Linked DNA regions of Mus musculus: region 2 is linked to region 1. A link is a loop called in an ENCODE intact Hi-C map of the cell type or tissue named here. Cell type or tissue: heart. All regions are shown on one strand.

Evidence for each region. A loop is a pair of places that touch in the nucleus more often than their neighbours do. Peaks named below come from ENCODE experiments on the same cell type or tissue, not always from the same donor. Only the 100,000 strongest peaks of a DNase experiment are listed, where the experiment ranks them.
Region 2: it touches region 1 in a loop (2.2-fold over the local background); 8 of 42 quality-filtered maps call a loop at or near these places.

The regions. Positions count from the first base shown.
Region 1 is chr10:118,098,498-118,106,497 of GRCm38, reverse strand. No RefSeq gene overlaps it. Among named protein-coding and RNA genes, the nearest start is that of Mdm1, 39 kb to the left of the region's middle. In heart, no CTCF peak of the experiment used is centred here; a DNase peak (open chromatin) is centred at 3,057; H3K4me3 peaks cover 875 bases; H3K27ac peaks cover 739 bases; H3K27me3 peaks cover 1,389 bases.
Region 2 is chr10:117,908,769-117,916,768 of GRCm38, reverse strand. It overlaps a transcript of Gm32605 not described here. Among named protein-coding and RNA genes, the nearest start is that of 4933411E08Rik, 13 kb to the left of the region's middle. In heart, a CTCF peak has its summit at 370; no DNase peak of the experiment used is centred here.

The sequences.
Region 1 (8,000 bases):
AGCGTGAAGAGTGACTCGTGCTGTGTCCAACCCTCATGCAGCATGATCCTTGAAGTAAAGAAATGTTTCGGGGACTAGCCAGCTATGAATTAGTGAGCCCTTCCTGGGAAGCAGCTATCCCTAGGACGAGACTGGCACAGGCCTGAGTATCCCAAAACCTTACATAGCTCCTTAGCAAGTCTTGGGGTTTGTCAGATTCATCATCAAAGTCAGTTACAAGCAATCAGGTTGGGTGGAAGATAGATGGATGGCTCAGGGTATGACTTGAGGACCAGCAGAGACACGTATGTGTTGGACAAGGAGCCCATGCTGGCCCTCTGGCTCTGATTCTGGTAGTCAGCCATCTCCTGTGTTTCCCACTGACTACTCAATCTCTCAGAGAGAACCTCCTATGTTGCCTTATGTTGAGAAGTCACCAGCAGCTTCATTCTTTGCCCCACATCCCACACCTGACCCATTAGCAGATCCTCTTGTCTCTACCCAGGAAACGTACACAGAATCCAACCATGCCCCTGCCCCCACGGCAATAATAACCCCACCATGTCCCCGTGGTGTTACCGTGACCCCTTCACCGGAGCCCTCTTCTCTGCTCTGTAGAGCCTCCTAGACTCTATTTTCAACAGAATCCAGAGTGCCCTTCACGCCCTCAGAGAAATCCTCTCTTACTCAGTGTCACTAAATGTCCCATGGAGCCTACAGATCTTTCCTACCATCCCTTGCTCTCACCATTCCCAGCCACACTCATTTCCTTTTCTACATATGGCACCTCCTCCATCCTCCTCTTCCTCCTCCTCCATCCTCCTCCATCTCCTTTTCACCCTTTTCTCCTCTTCTTCCTCCTCCTCCTTTTCCTCCTCCTTCTCTTCCTCCTCCATCCTCCTCCATCTCCTTTTCACCCTTTTCTCCTCTTCTTCCTCCTCCTCCTTTTCCTCCTCCTTCTCTTCCTCCTCCATCCTCCTCCATCCTCCTCCATCCACCACCATCTCCTCCTTTGCCTTTTCCTCCTCTTCCTCCTTCTTTTTCTCCTCCATCCTCCTCCTTCTTCTTTTCTTCCTCCTGTGCTTCCTCTTCCTCCTCTTCTTCCTCCTCTTTCTCTCCTCTCTTCCTCCTCCCACAACTTCTCCTCCCTTTTCTCTTCCTCTTCCTCTCTGCCTCCTTCTCTTCCTCCTGCTCTTTCTTATCTTCCTCCTCTTCCTTCTCCTTCTTTTCTCCTCCTCCCCCTCCCTCTTCCCCTCCCCCTCCTCCTCCTCCTCTTCTTCTTCCTCCTCCTCCTCCTCCTCCCAGGTTGATTGGGCTTCCTATGCCCTTTCCCTGGGGTGCCCTCCCCCAGATAGTCATGTGATTCTAGCCCTCTCTCCCTTCCAGGTCTCAGCTCAAGTGCTTCCTTCCAAGGAGGCTCTTCCTAACCCTGTGGTGCGCCCTTCCTGCCCTGCCAGCCACCTGTACTGTGTGTTACATTGTTTACTGCCCTCCTCTTTCCATGGAAATGGCCTTTATATGAGGGCAGGGATTGTGGTTCCTTCACTCCAGCACCTCAAGTGGTTCCCCGGGGGAAAGGGGGAACACAGAAGAAGGAGGAAAAGGGATGAGTAAATCTATCTGGTATCTGTGGCTCAAAGCAATTTCTTTCATTTCTTTCTTTCTTTCTTTCTTTCTTTCTTTCTTTCTTTCTTTCTTTCTTTCTTTCTTTCTTTCTTTCTTTTTTCTTGTTAGTTTGTTGGGGTTTTTGCTGCTGTTGTTGGTTTTTTGGTTTGCTTTGGTTTTGATCTTTATTTCAGACAGATGAAGCAAAGCTACCTGCTAAGAGAAAAACATTAAAATAAGCTGCAGAATTTCAATATTATTAACTCATTTTCTTAAAATATGTTGGGGCAGGGAGATGGCTTGGCAGGTATTGCCACCAAACCTGGTGACCGGAGTTAGATAGCTGGAGCACCGTGTATGGTAGGAGAGAAGTGACTCCTACAAGTTGTCTTCTGATCACCACACAGGGTCTGTGACACCCACTCTCTTTCTCACAAACACAATAATTAATGGAAAAAATAATCAAAGCAAAAGTATACTTTGATTAATGAATACCATCTATGCTCTAACATCGTAAATGCTATAATTACCTACATCACACATATAATAACTTATAATGTACATACATTATAATTATAAATATTTTAAGTTGCATTATAAAGTCTCTAGAAAATAGACACCAAGTTATTGGAGGGTGGTAGTGACCTGACAGGACGGGAGGAAGCTAACTTTTACTTCCCGTGACTCAGCGTTTTCAGTCCGCTAAATGGGACACATTTATAACAACAGTACATTGCTTTATGATTTAAAAAGCACCAGGCCTGGTGGTGTTATGCCTTTAATCCCAGCAGAGCAGGAAGAGGCAGAATTCAAGGCCAGCCTCATCTGCGTAGTGAGTTCCAGGACAGTCAGTGCTAGGGCACAAGACCTTATCAGAAAAACAAAATGAACGAACAAACGAAAAACTGGACAACAGCGTGTTCTCTACTGAACTTTTTCCATTTTCGTTTCACTCCTCACAGAATGCTTTCCTTTGGATTTGGAACCTGGGTCGTCTGAGGGTCTTTTCTTCTCGAGAATCATTCTTGGTTCTCACAGAACCCGTCTCAGACGTGTGTGCTGTTTAGACAACTCTTGAATTGCATTTTTAAGGTTTTTGTCGTTGTTGTTGTTGTTCCAACTGATGGTTATGAAATAAGTTGTGAAATAAGAAATAGCTCATAAAAGACGGTCACAGTCCCCATTTGGGGGGCATCTATCTGTATGTCCCACACATTCTTAAGATTCCTATCTCCTGGGCATCTGTGATTTCCACATCGCAGCCTAACAGCATGATGCAATTGTCCCTTGTCACCAACAGAGATGCTGTGTCCTCCCACAATTTCACAACAGTCTTTCCCCTTCTGCTGGGCTCACGCCCAGCAAGGCTGTATGAAGGAATCTCAGGAGCTGAAATGACTCCGCCCTGTGAGGAAAGGACGCAGGATGCAGGGCCTGCCGCCCCTGTGCCCTGGCCCGTGTTTGTTGTTCTATTGGGCAATGTGGACAGCGGTTCACAAGGCAACACAGCCTCCACCCCTAGCAAGTGAGCAGAGCGCCTGGCTGGCGGAGGAGAGATGCTCCGCTTCTCTGTGACCACGCCCTTTCTTAGGCTGGGCGGCGCAGGAAGCCGACCGAGAGGGAGGAAGCTTTGAGCTGTGGGAACCTCAGCGTGTGGGCTGACAAAGATCTGCTCCACCCCTCACCCTGGAGACTGGCTCAGACCATGCCTTTCTCCCTCCTCAGCAACCCCCCTGCTTACACAGACGACTGACATGGTTCCATAATGTAATCAAGTCATGCAAGTGGAAATAAAGTAGAAACGAGACGGCATATCCTCCCCCCAACCCCCGCACAATTTTGAATGGTGATAGTGACAACCAGATAAAACCAGATACATGGTTTCAACTGATTGCTGGCGGGGGGGGGGGGGGGGGGTGGTGCGGGGTGCGGGGGGGGGGGTACCATCCTGCCAGAAACTTCTCCTTCTGAGGCAATTTAAAAGCATGTATCAAAAGCCTTAAAGGTTGTCTTGTCTACACTTGGGGAATTTAGCCTGAAGAAACACCAGGTGTGTCTATAGAATGTTGTTCTCATGGTCATTTATAAAGATAGAATACTTGTGGTGGCACACGCCTTTAATACCAGCACTCGGGAGGTAGAGGCAGGTAGATTTCTGAGTTCAAGGCTAGCCTGGTCTACAAAGTGAGTTCCAGGACGGCCAGGGCTATACAGAGAAACCCTGTCTCGAAAACACTGAGAGAGAGAGAGAGAGAGAGAGAGAGAGAGAATGAATACTTGGTTGTCATTCAGAATAGTATCTCAGAAGGACATTTTTTTCAAAAGAGCCAGACTTGGGCTACTGCATGAGCCCAAGACTAGCTGAACAGCAGAGACACTGCCTCAGAATAAAAATTTAGGAGATAGCTCAATAATAGATCACTCGTCTACCATGTGCAAGGCTCTAGCTTTGATTCTCAGTACCCACCCCCAAAAACAGTATTCCTGGTAAGGCCCGTTGCATCATCTGTAATATTAATATATATATTTATGTGAGGATATATCTATATATCCTCACATAAAATATGTATGTGTGCATACATAAAATATACTATGTGTATATGTGTACAAAGATAGGGGGAAGCACTTCCTTTCTCATGGGAGGGGGACACTCTTCTCTTGTCTGCTACTTCGAGCACTGTCCTTGGGTCTCAGCCTGGCTCCTGGCTACTCTTGGTTCCCAGGCTGTAACTTCCTCTCCTCAAATAGTCTCTGTCCTTGAGGCATCTCCTCGTCCACCCTTAACTCACTACATTTACCTCATCTCCTGTGTGGCTTTACTGTGCTGATGGTCCTTTGATAAAATATCTGTCTCCATTCTCCTCCCCCAGGCCTTTAGTGTATATCCAAGTATCTCCTAGAAATGCTCACCCCGGTATGATACCTTTACTTAGCCTCTCATAACAGAATCTAACTTCCTCTACCTCCCCTGCCCCAACACGCACAAACACCACACCCCTGCTTCTTCCTCATCACACCCAACCTCAGTAAAGGGGCTACCATTTCACCAGGCAGAGGGCCAGAAGACAGGACAGCCATCTCTTCATGTCTTCCTTCCCTCATAGTTTACAGTCAGTCCATTAACAAGTCCTGTGGTCTCCACCTTCAAAATAGCCACAGAATTTGCCTTTAGGTCAGCCTCCCCTCACTTGACTTCTTCATGAGCTTCCAGAATGATCCCCCTGAATCCACAGTGTCTGTCCATAACCCATTCCACACAGCAGCTAGTAACCATTTTAAAATATAAGTAGATGAATAAATCAGATCAAAGGCTTGAAACCTCCAGCCACCATGTTAATTTATGTAGGCATTATGAGATGTGGAGTGCTCTTGTTTTATTCCAGATACTTCTGTGTGATTTGCCAAACGTTTAACAACGAACACCCCTCATTTCTGCCAGTAAAAAGGAAGGAAGGAAAGAAGGAAAGAAGGGAGAGAGAGGGAGAGATGTTTTAAAAGAATCAAGGTATACTTTTTAGCCTTGAACATAAGAACTTTTTCTTCCATGAGTCAGCACCAGTCAAGTAGCATCCAACAAGCTAATTTTGGACATCTAAACCCCCAAAAGTCATTACAGGGAACAATGAGGTAATGCCCCAAACCAAGGAAGCAAATACATAGAACTTTAAAGCCACTTCTGCCTCATCCCCAACCACTGAGTTGGAACACAGTCTCAGAACCTTCTTGACAGAGGCAAGGCCAACATCATTCAATTAGAATTAATACTTCAAAGAAAACGTATTTGTCCTCTACAGCAAATATGCCATGAAAAGGCTGCAAAGGTAAATGACTCTATTCTCTTTTCAATACGCATGATGGGTATTTTTATCCCCCTATAAATGGAGCAAAGATTGAAGTTACACACTACAGTGCAGATGGAAGTAGTGGGGCTCAGGGTTGTCCCAGAACTTGGGCCACAGGTACTAAGGAATTTGTTACTGTTGACAACTTTGAAAATAGATAATAGGGGAAATGAAATAAAGTCCCCACGTTTCATAACAAAAGCTATTGTGGTCTTTAGGGGAAGGGTTTCCGGTGGCCAAGCAGATTTGCTGGTTGCCATAACAACTGTGAACATCTTCTCATTCTGAAATAGCTTTCATCAGGGACTTTCAAGACTGAAGAACAGATCGCTCGGCTGGCTTTAGCATCTCCCACTTTCCTGTTGCTTCATCTGCAGTTGCACATAGGTTCAGTGTCCAGCAAACAGAAACTATTCACCTAACTGCCATAAAGAGGGTGTGTGTCCCCACTGCTACTCCCTCTTCCTGAAGTAAGCCGCCTTTCCACAGGTCACTCAGAGGTTCTGATACTGACTTAGTCAGGGATTCTATTAGTCTGGGAATGTCCCCATATTCTCAGACGAATCAGTGTGCCACTTTACACATTAAGCCGGAAGATGGTCCTTTCTGTAACATGCATCCTCTCGCCACTGACATCACTACCCCAGTCTTAAGACCACCAAGCCTTGGACTCAGAGTTCTGTTCTACTCTGCTTTAAGAATGCACAGCCATGCCTCCCTGTGGGCAGGTGAGCGTCTAAGACCTCCCATGCGTTCAGTGGGAGTAATTAAGGGATGGTGCCTATTATTCTTGAACAAATGGTACGCCAAACACCAGGATGGGAACACAGTGCTGAACCTTACCCTTCTTAATTACATGTATGGGCTCTGCCCATTTTCCTCTTTGGAGCAAGAGTCATTGTAGAGTCCACTGTGCCTGTGTGGCATAAAGACAACATTACCAGTGAGGGCCAGTGATCCCAACTAGAGAAGCAAAGTAGGCAGAGAGGAGCAAAGTATGGTTTAACTGATTCAAAGAACTGGTATATTGGCAAACACAATGAAATGTATAGTAAAGCCTTTGTGTCTGACTTTGAAATGTTCCAGCAAAGCCTTTAATATCTTTGGGTCAACAATTACAGGCTGGAAAATTGTTATGAGATTTTTTTAACCTTGGAGAAATGTTGTTTCTCTGGTAGGTCCGCACTCGATGCTTTATGGGAGGTTGCAGCTGTACTGATCTCGGTCCTAAGACGCTCTTTACAAACCTGGAGTTCTTACCTCTGATTATAGCTAACCATGGTCAAAAGGGACTGAGATTTGTGTGGGTTGCTTGCCATCGTGAGCAGAAAAGGGCATGATAACTTTGGTAGATGGAGTCTTTCTCAGCTCCAATTAACCTTGTATGATGTTTGAATAAAGTAACTGGAGTGAGCTAGCTGGGTGTCAGTCTTCCCAGAGAGACTGTACCCCTCTGCTCCTTCAGAAAATGAAGGCTTAGCATCTTGGTGAGCTTCTCTCTCTACCGAGGCACCTATGAACAACATCAATCAATAAGCAAATCACTCGTGGAAGCAGCCTAATTGCCATGTAACTCTGCAACAATCCAGGGTTCTATTAAACATGTGCCCGATTAAGTCTACTGTTGCTTTAGCACAGTGCTGGAAGCTATGTAAGATCAGGATCACTGGCTCAGGAAGAGAGGATCAATGTCGTCTTCCTGAGTCGCTACCTTCTATTTTCACTCTTGGGTCTGCTCTGTTGTCTTAAGCGGGGCTTCTATTTCTGTGATAAAACACCATGGCCAAAAGCAACTTAAAGTGGAAATTTCTGGTTATAATGATAGTTTGCTGAAGCAGACACAGGTGAAATGATATTTTGCTTTAGAAAACACATGAAAGGATACATGATGTTTAGAAAGAATATAAATGTGACCCCACAGACAGTGGAAGCTCGATCATTGGTTCACCTTGCTCCGTCTCACTTGTCTTCACTGACCACATCCATGTATTGGTTCACCTTACTCTGAGTTGCTGAGCTTCGCGTGTGGTGACATCATAGAAGTAAAAGCGCCAAAGAATTTCTTGTGAGATTCCCTCAATTTTTTTTTATCGTTTCCATGCTTTCACGGACTCTGGTTGACTGGTGAGCCTTGAGGTTTCCTGGATTGAACTGCCCTTGCTGATTCGTGTGTGGTGTCTGCCGAGTGGACTGGATGGCAGCTGCTGATTCATGTTTGGTGTTTGCTCGTGGACTGACTGAGAGCAATAAAGATTGGAATTACCCCCCAAAGAACTGTTTCTAAACAGGTCCACTTCCCCCATATTCTAATAACCTTTCTTTTCCACTACCTCTGGTGGGTGGTGGGCTAGAGGGAGGGGTTGAACCTTATTAAAGTAAGTATTAAAGTATATATGCTTACACAACTGTGGAGGAAAGGTTTTATTTTTTGCTTATAGTCCCATATCACAGTCCATCATCCAGAGAAGTCAGGGCAGGATCCCATAGGCAGGAGCTGATGCAGAGGCCACAGAGCAGTGCTGCTTACCGGCTTGCTCTCCTCAGAGGTTACACTGCTCACAATGAGTTGGGCCT
Region 2 (8,000 bases), 190 kb after region 1:
CTTTTCCATCTATCTACCCATATTGGTAAGTACTCTTTCCAGTAGCTTTTTCCATCTATCTACCCATAAGCATAAAGGCCAACTCCACAGATGCCTTTTTGCTTCACATTCTGAATATTTTGGGCATGTTGGGTTGTCTTTTTTTTTTTTTTTTTTAATCGCTTTGCCATCATGTTAAAGGATGCATAAACAACCTACTATCTAGATGATTCGTGACTCAGCTCCGTGAGTCATCCTTACTGCTGGACCAACCGCTTTGCAATGGCTTTAAGATAAACAACAGGGAGGGGAAACGGCCCTCCTCCCTTTCGGGCTGTTTTGCTTAGGAGAAGTCTCTGGAAGCTGGACTCCTGTATCAAAGGGCCCCTGCAGGTTAAAAGCCTTTAGTGCACACTGCCAGGCTGCTTTCCAGAAAGCTGTACCAGAAGGCATCCCAATGTGTCACAGTCTTTGCTGTTTGTCGTCATTTTTTTTTTTTTCCCTTAAGGTCTGTCTTTTTTTTTTTTTTTTTTTTTGTCATCATTTTTTTAAATGACTTTTTTTTTTGTTTTTGTTTTTAATCTAGCCATCAAGCATGGTGCTTCGTTGCTTCGCTCTGCAATTCCATGATTAAAAGTGAAGTTGGAACGGCCCGGGCTGTGTCAGGGAAGGGGTGCTTGCCTAGCATGTGTGTGGGAGGCCCAGGATGCATCTCCAGAACCATCAGGGGTTAAAAAAAGAAAAAAAAGGGGAGAAATTAAAAGTTTCACACACATATATAATTCTACTTTTCTTGCTGATACATTTGTTCATGTTTCTTTGTCCATTTAGATATTACACTGTTTACATTTTTCTTACTGGTTTTTATGAGTTCTTCCTACCCCACCCCCACCCCTCCTCCTCTAACCCCCTAATCCCCCCATCCCCACCCCACCTCCCCAGTTTCTTTCTTTCTTTCTTTCTTTCTTTCTTTCTTTCTTTCTTTTTCTTTTTCTTTTTTTTTTTTTTTTTTTTTTTTTTGGTTTTTCGAGACAGGGTTTTTCTGTGTAGCCCTGGCTGTCCTGGAACTCACTTTGTAGACCAGACTGGCCTCAAACTCAGAAATCTGCCTGCCTCTGCCTCCCAAGTGCTGGGATTAAAGGCATGCGCCACCACACCCAGCCCTGCCACTTGTTTCTAAGCATCAGGGTTTGTGAAGGCGTTGGGGAGTGTCCCAGCCTTTTCACCTGCTTACATCTGAGTCATCTCCTCTGGACTTTCTTCCACTGCTAAAAGAATGCCCTCTCCCATCCATAGTATCAGGTTTTTCCTCAAGATCTTGCTGGAGAACAGAAATTAAAAGTCTCCTTCTTGTTGGGCTAGTGGTAGCTCACGCCTTTTAACCCAGCACTCAGAAGGCAGAGGCAGGCTGGTCTCTGAGTTTGAGGCCAGCCTGTTCTACACAGTGAGTTCCAGGCCAGCCAGGGCTACACAGAGAAACCCTGTGTCCAAAAAGCCAAAAAGAATAAAAGGCTCCTTCTCCAGGACTGTCAGCCAGGAGGAAGTAACAGACAGGTAGGGGGGACTGTTTGTTCTAGCTAAGAGAAGGTCAAGCTGAGGTCAGGGGCCACATTTAAATACAACAGCTCATGGGTTGACTTAATCACCATTTTAAAAAATACGTGCCATTTAAAACATGCACAAAGTTGTGCTGCTTCTAGAAATACTTAAACTAGGAATGTGATGGCTCAGCCTAGCTCATTGATTCTCTTCTTCCTGACTCTGGAAGTTCTAAAGCAATGACTAGGGAAATGTCAAGCAGCCATTCACAATTCCCACAAGTCTTGAGAATCTAAGAAATTCTCAGACCGGTGAAATGGCTCATCAGGTAAAGGCCCTTGTGGCCAAGCCAGAGGGACATGAGTTCACTTCCCAGAACCACGGGGTGGAAGGAGAGCCAGAGCCCCACCCCCTGCATGCTGTCCTTTGACTGCCGTACACACACCTCAGTACACACAGGAATGTAAGGAAATTCTCTTCTGTTTTGGCCTTATTGCCACAGTCAGTGGTTTTTAGAAAACATCTCAAAAAAAGAAAAAAATAAGTGAATTTGCAAGAAGAGAAGAACTGTACCGCCTGGGTATCATGGAGACACCTGCTAATCAGTGACGGGGAAGAGAGTTTTGCAAAGGTCGGCCAGCTCGGCTGGCATGGCTGTCGCTTGTTAAAGTCGACCCTACAGCCATGGTTCTCAACCGGTGTGTTGCGACCCCACAGGGGTCATATGCTGGGTTCCAACATCAACACAAGAGCCTTGGCATGTGCGAACACACCATACATTCACACACACCACACACACACACATGTTAAATAAGTAAATGTACATTTTTGTTTTGTTGTGTTGTTGTATTGTGTTGTATTTTTGGTTTTCGAGACAGGGTTTCTCTGTGTAACCTTGGCTGTCCTGAATTCCCTCTGCAGACCAGGCTGTCCTTAAACTCAAGAGATCCACCTGCCTCTGCCTCCCCAGTGCTGCAATTAAAGGCGTGCGCCACCACCACCTGGCGTGAAAATATTTTTAAAGATGTAAAATTGGTACAGCCTTCTCATAAGAATGCCTTCTCGGTGTGCGGGGTGCTTTAAAACGTCTGCACTTTTTGTCACAGCGATTCCATTTCTAAACATCTGTTTTAAAGGAATCATTAGAGATATGTGCTCACAGGTGACATATTGTAGTGAACATTCCAAACAGCCTCAGAAACAGGAACATCAGTACATGAATTACTGACAGAATGTACATACATACACACATACATTATGCGTGTATTATACATACGTTTCAGGATATATACCCATTAAAATCAGGCTTAAATTTATCCCCCTGTCTAATGGTTAAGAGTGTGCTTTTTCCATTGAGCATAGTAATACTCATCTATGGTATCCCAGCACTCAGGAGGCTAAGCTACTAGGGATCGTGAGTTCTAAGCAAGCCTGGACTATGGAGTGTGATCCGGCTACAAAACCCAAAATGGACTGGAGAGACGGCTCAGTGGGTAAAAGTGCAAGTCTGCAACCGTGAGGATCTGGGTTTGGACCCCCAGCAGTTACATAATAGAGCTAGATGTTGCTGGGTGTGCCTGCAACCCCATAATTGGGAGTGGGGAGAGGTAGGGAGAACCAGGAGATGGGTAGTTTCTGAAAGCTGCCTAGGCAGCCAGCCTAGCCAAACACCATGAGCTCCTTGTTCCATGAGAAACTCTGTCTCAAGGCAGTAAGGCAAGGTGATAGAAGAAGACACTAATATCCTGTTTTGACCCCTGCGTGAGTGCACAAAGACACACACATCTGCACATGAACACAGTACAGAACACACAAAAAACAGGCCTACACATCTGTACACGCACACAGAATAGAACACACAAAAGACAGGAGCACACATCTGCACATGCACACAATATATAGCACAAAAATAGAAAAATACACACTGTATAGCACTTCCTATACAGTGTTATAAATTTAAGAAAAAAGTCATCTTATAGAAGATAGACAAAATTGAGACAAGTCATTTCGGTATATGTGATATAAAAATGTAAGGAAATGCACAAACCTATAGTATGACTATAGATTCTCCTCACATCCTAGATTTTCAAATTTTTCTGCAATCTACATGTCCTGTGTTGGAGGGGGGCTGCTTTTACAGAGACTTGATCTGTACAGCGAAAGAGCAATCCTTGTACCTGGATGCAAGTTGACCTACAGTGCCAAGATGCTTTTCCGAAGGGCTAGATGACAATCAGAGGCACAAAGCCCACCATGTGCTTCATGGAAAGGATACAAAGAAAGCCTTGCCAGGAAGAACTAAACCAGAAGCTTGGGATGCAGCTCAGCTGGTAGGATGCTTGCTTAGCATGCTTAAAGCCCTGGGTTCATCCCCAACACTTCATAAAACTGGGCATGGTGATGTACATCTATCCTAGCACTTGGGATGTAGAGGCAGGAAGAGCCAAAAGTTCAAGGTCATCTTCAGCTCTATAGCGAGTTCAAAACCAACCTGGGATACATAAGACCCTATCTCAAACTAGATAGATAGATAGATAGATAGATAGATAGAGTACATGAACATGAACCAAGCCAAACATGCTGGTGCAAGCCTATAATCCCAGCACTTGAGAAGCTGAAGCAGGAGGGTAGTGAGTTCAAGGCCAGTGTGGCCTACACAGTTAAAGATACTTCATGTTTTCAAAAGTTGAAGCAGCAGGCTGTGCCTTAAAACTTACCTACCCAGGTTCAATTCGTTAAAACCAAGTCACCCAGATCACTAAAGACACCTCACTTGCCCTCTGCCATGCCAAAAAGTCCAGTCCGCTCAACTCAGCCGAAACCGGATTTCAAATCCTGATTCGACCTTTGCCAAATGAAGACAGTCTTATAGGCCAGCACCTGCCACTCCCGGGACTTGTTCTGATTTCATCACGATGGTGTAAAATGTTCGGAACAGTTACACATATCTGTAGTGACAATTTTGGAATTTTGGTTTCTTTTTTTTAAAAAAAAATCACAGAAATATTATAAGTGTTTTCATTTTAATCCCAGGTGTGAGATATGGAGCTGCTTCTATTTGTCCTCAGCAGCTGACTATGATTTGCCTCATGCTCTGGCAGGGGTGTGATTTTGCCAGCTGCTGATAGTTTCTTCAATTGTATGACTTCTGGAATCTAAGTTCCAAGAGGTTTGTGGATTGTTGGTTGTGGTTGTTAGTGGGTTGTTGGTAGTTTGGTGGTAGGTTGGTGGTTGTTAATTGGTTGTGGTTGTTGGTAGGCTGTTGTTGGTTGCAGTTTGTTAAGTACTTGAGCACAAAGAAACAACAACAAGAAGAAATTAGCTACCCTGACAGTGAAGATCAAGCTTGCCCCAAGGAGCTGATGCCTCTAATCAGCAGGAAGTAGTCTAATGATAACACTGCCCCTCTCTGACCCCTGACTTTATGTAGGGATCTCTTTCCTTTCCTCTCTATCATTTTCTCTCTCTTATCCAGTGTTAGGGGTTGAAAGTGTGGAAGAGAAAAGAACCCACAGAGCAGCCAAAGACAAGCCACATGTGTCCAGTGACGTTGTTTCCACTGGAGTTTCTCAAGAATTGTGACCATACTATTTTCTCTTCTCCTACCACCTAGGGTGCTTTAAAAAGTGTCACATGCCATTGGACATGTGAAATACATATATTATTTCTATTACACACACACACACACACACACGGAAAAGAATAAAAGGACACCGCACTTTGAATTAGATTATAAACTTCGTTTGGTTTTTATTGTTTTGTTTCGTTTTTTTTGTTTTATTCTTGGGGAAGGAAGGGGTTTGGAGATTTTTTTGGGGGAGGTTGGTTTTTTTATTGGAGTTTTGTTGTTTGGGGAGAGATATATTTTTCTGATTTCTCTTAGGCTGGGGAAAATAAGTTTGGAACAGCCAGCAGCTTTTCTAGGAACTGAAGAATCTATGACCAATTTCAGAGTGTCATCAGAGTTTGCCATTCTGTTTCGTCTTCTTGGAAATATGGAAGTCCAATCTCATCAGTTTAGTCCATATGTGAAAGAAATTAAAGATGTCTAAAAACATCATTATTAATTTTCCCTGGAATGGCTGAGTGTTGCATGGTTTCAAATTTTCAATCTAATATAAAGTATTCTAATTATGAGAATCTCTACCAATAAATGTACCACTTTGCCTGTCACCGAGCCATTTTCATTATACTTTCTTCTTCCATACATAAAGGATAATAAGAAACCATCCATCTGGACTCTTATATGGAGCCTATGAGAAAGCGCATGTGAAATCGTATTATACATTCTGAACCTCCTGCAGAACCACATTCCCAGACCTCCAGTGGATGCCTCGACCACAACTAGGGCCAAAAGCTAAATACACGTTATTGCCACATAGCATCAGAGTTAAATCCGCGGGCTTTGCCCTGGTGACTCTTCTGTATCGGTACCTTGCCGCTCTGGAACACTAAGGTACAGAGTGATGAACAGGAGGGCAGTGTATATGGCCTGGATGCACTGCACACCACAGGGGACAGGGGGGATGTCCTCAGTGAGACAGAGGGACAGAGTGAACGGTTTCATGACACACACAACTCTAAACTTAGAAAGGGTCATTATCTGTCATTTTCCATTCATTTTTAGACTATGACTACACGAGACTGAAACCTAGGAAAATGAAACTGTGCACAAGGGCAGAGGGGCTGTCCCATGCATTCACTGTGTAAAAATGCAAAGTTCTCTCTTTGTCTGGCAGTCTTCTCGCATTGTCTCTGGTGCTAGGACCGCCTTCCCACCTTTTTAATGCCTACGGTCTGTATCTCAGTTACATCTTCTAGTTTATCTCTGGTTTAAATTGTTTTGTTTTAATCCATCTCATGTTTGTCGGTAGCTTGAGTTTTGCGACAGAATGTTTTGTAATCCAGGCTAGCCTAGAACCCCCTTAACGGCCTTGACCTGGTCCTCCAGCCTTCATCCCTCAGGTGCTGGGATTACAGCTGTGCACCACCACAGCAGCAACGACAGGCTGCTTGCTTTCCTGTTTCTCTCCCATCACCCTCTCTCTTCTCCAGTCCCTGGCTGGGGGATGGGCCTGTTGGTTTGGAGGTTTGTTACTGCTGTTTCTCCTTTCCTCCATCTTTCAGCGATCTCATGCCCCGCCCAGAACAGATGTTTCTAAGCTTATGAAACAAACTTGCTATTTACTTATTAGCACAGTCCAGTGCCACAGTGCACATCACCCATCACAGTCTGGCGAAACTATGTTCACGTTTCGTTTGCTTTCCATCACAGCGTACCTAACAACATCAACTTAAAGGCAGGGTGGCTTACTTCAGCTGATGACTTCACAGACTTTAGGTCACGGTCTTGACGTCATTATTTCTGGGACTGCAGTAAAGGGGGAGGGGGTAACACAATGAGAAATCTGATAGAGCAGAATCGCTCACCTCGTGTACGGGCAGTACACAGGAATCCTAATGTGACCTTCAAGGGCACGGCCCCAATGTCCTGACCACCTCCCACCTCTCCAAGGTGCCACATTTCTGCCTAGCACACCACCAGCCGGAGACTGAGCACACCTTAAACATTTAAGTTTTGTTTTTGTTTTTAAATGTTAGTTTAATTTCCCCCTGTGATCACCTTGTAGTTTTCAAAATACTTTTAGTGAGCACTGCTAATCAACTCAAAATTCACTAACAGTGACTTTTTCCGTTCTATTTTTTTTTTAACATGACAAAATACAATATAATAAGATAAAACAAAACCTGTCGCATGCAGGCTGGCCAAGGCAACCAAACCATAGGAAAAGGGCCCCAAGAGTGATGAGTGACAAGATGACTCCTGGTGATTCCCCTGTGTTGAGCTTATCTGTGTCCTGGGGATCCCCCCCCCCCTTCATCAGAAAGAGATACTTCTGTTCTTTTCAAGGTCAGAGGATAAGATACATTTCAACTTCCCTTTTGTATCCTAGGTTACTGCTCACTTAGCTGTTAGGAGGGACACACATGCTAAAGAATCAAGCCTTCCCACCACAACCTCGCTGGTTGTGAGATATATGCCAATAGGCCGGGTGCAAATATTAGATGCTCGTTACCCTGCCCCTGCCCATAAAGCTTGCAGATTATTTTAGCCCTGGTCAATATATTGATTGTGGCCTTGTAGCAGACTCCCAACAGAACCAGCCAGCCAAATTGCTTCTCAGTCCTCACAGAAATTGTGAGGAATAAAAAAATGTTCATTATCATTTTTAAGCCATTAAATTTTCTAATAATTTGTTATGTGGAGACAGACAACTAATATTCTTGCCTTTTTTGTATTAAAAATTATACACACACACACACACATATACATTTAGAAATATACACACACATATGTACATTTAGAAAGAAATGCTTTCTGGTTGCTATATATCTGATATATGTATATGTGTATATGTACACACATATACATATATCACATATATATATACATATATATATGTATATATATTCAGATCTAT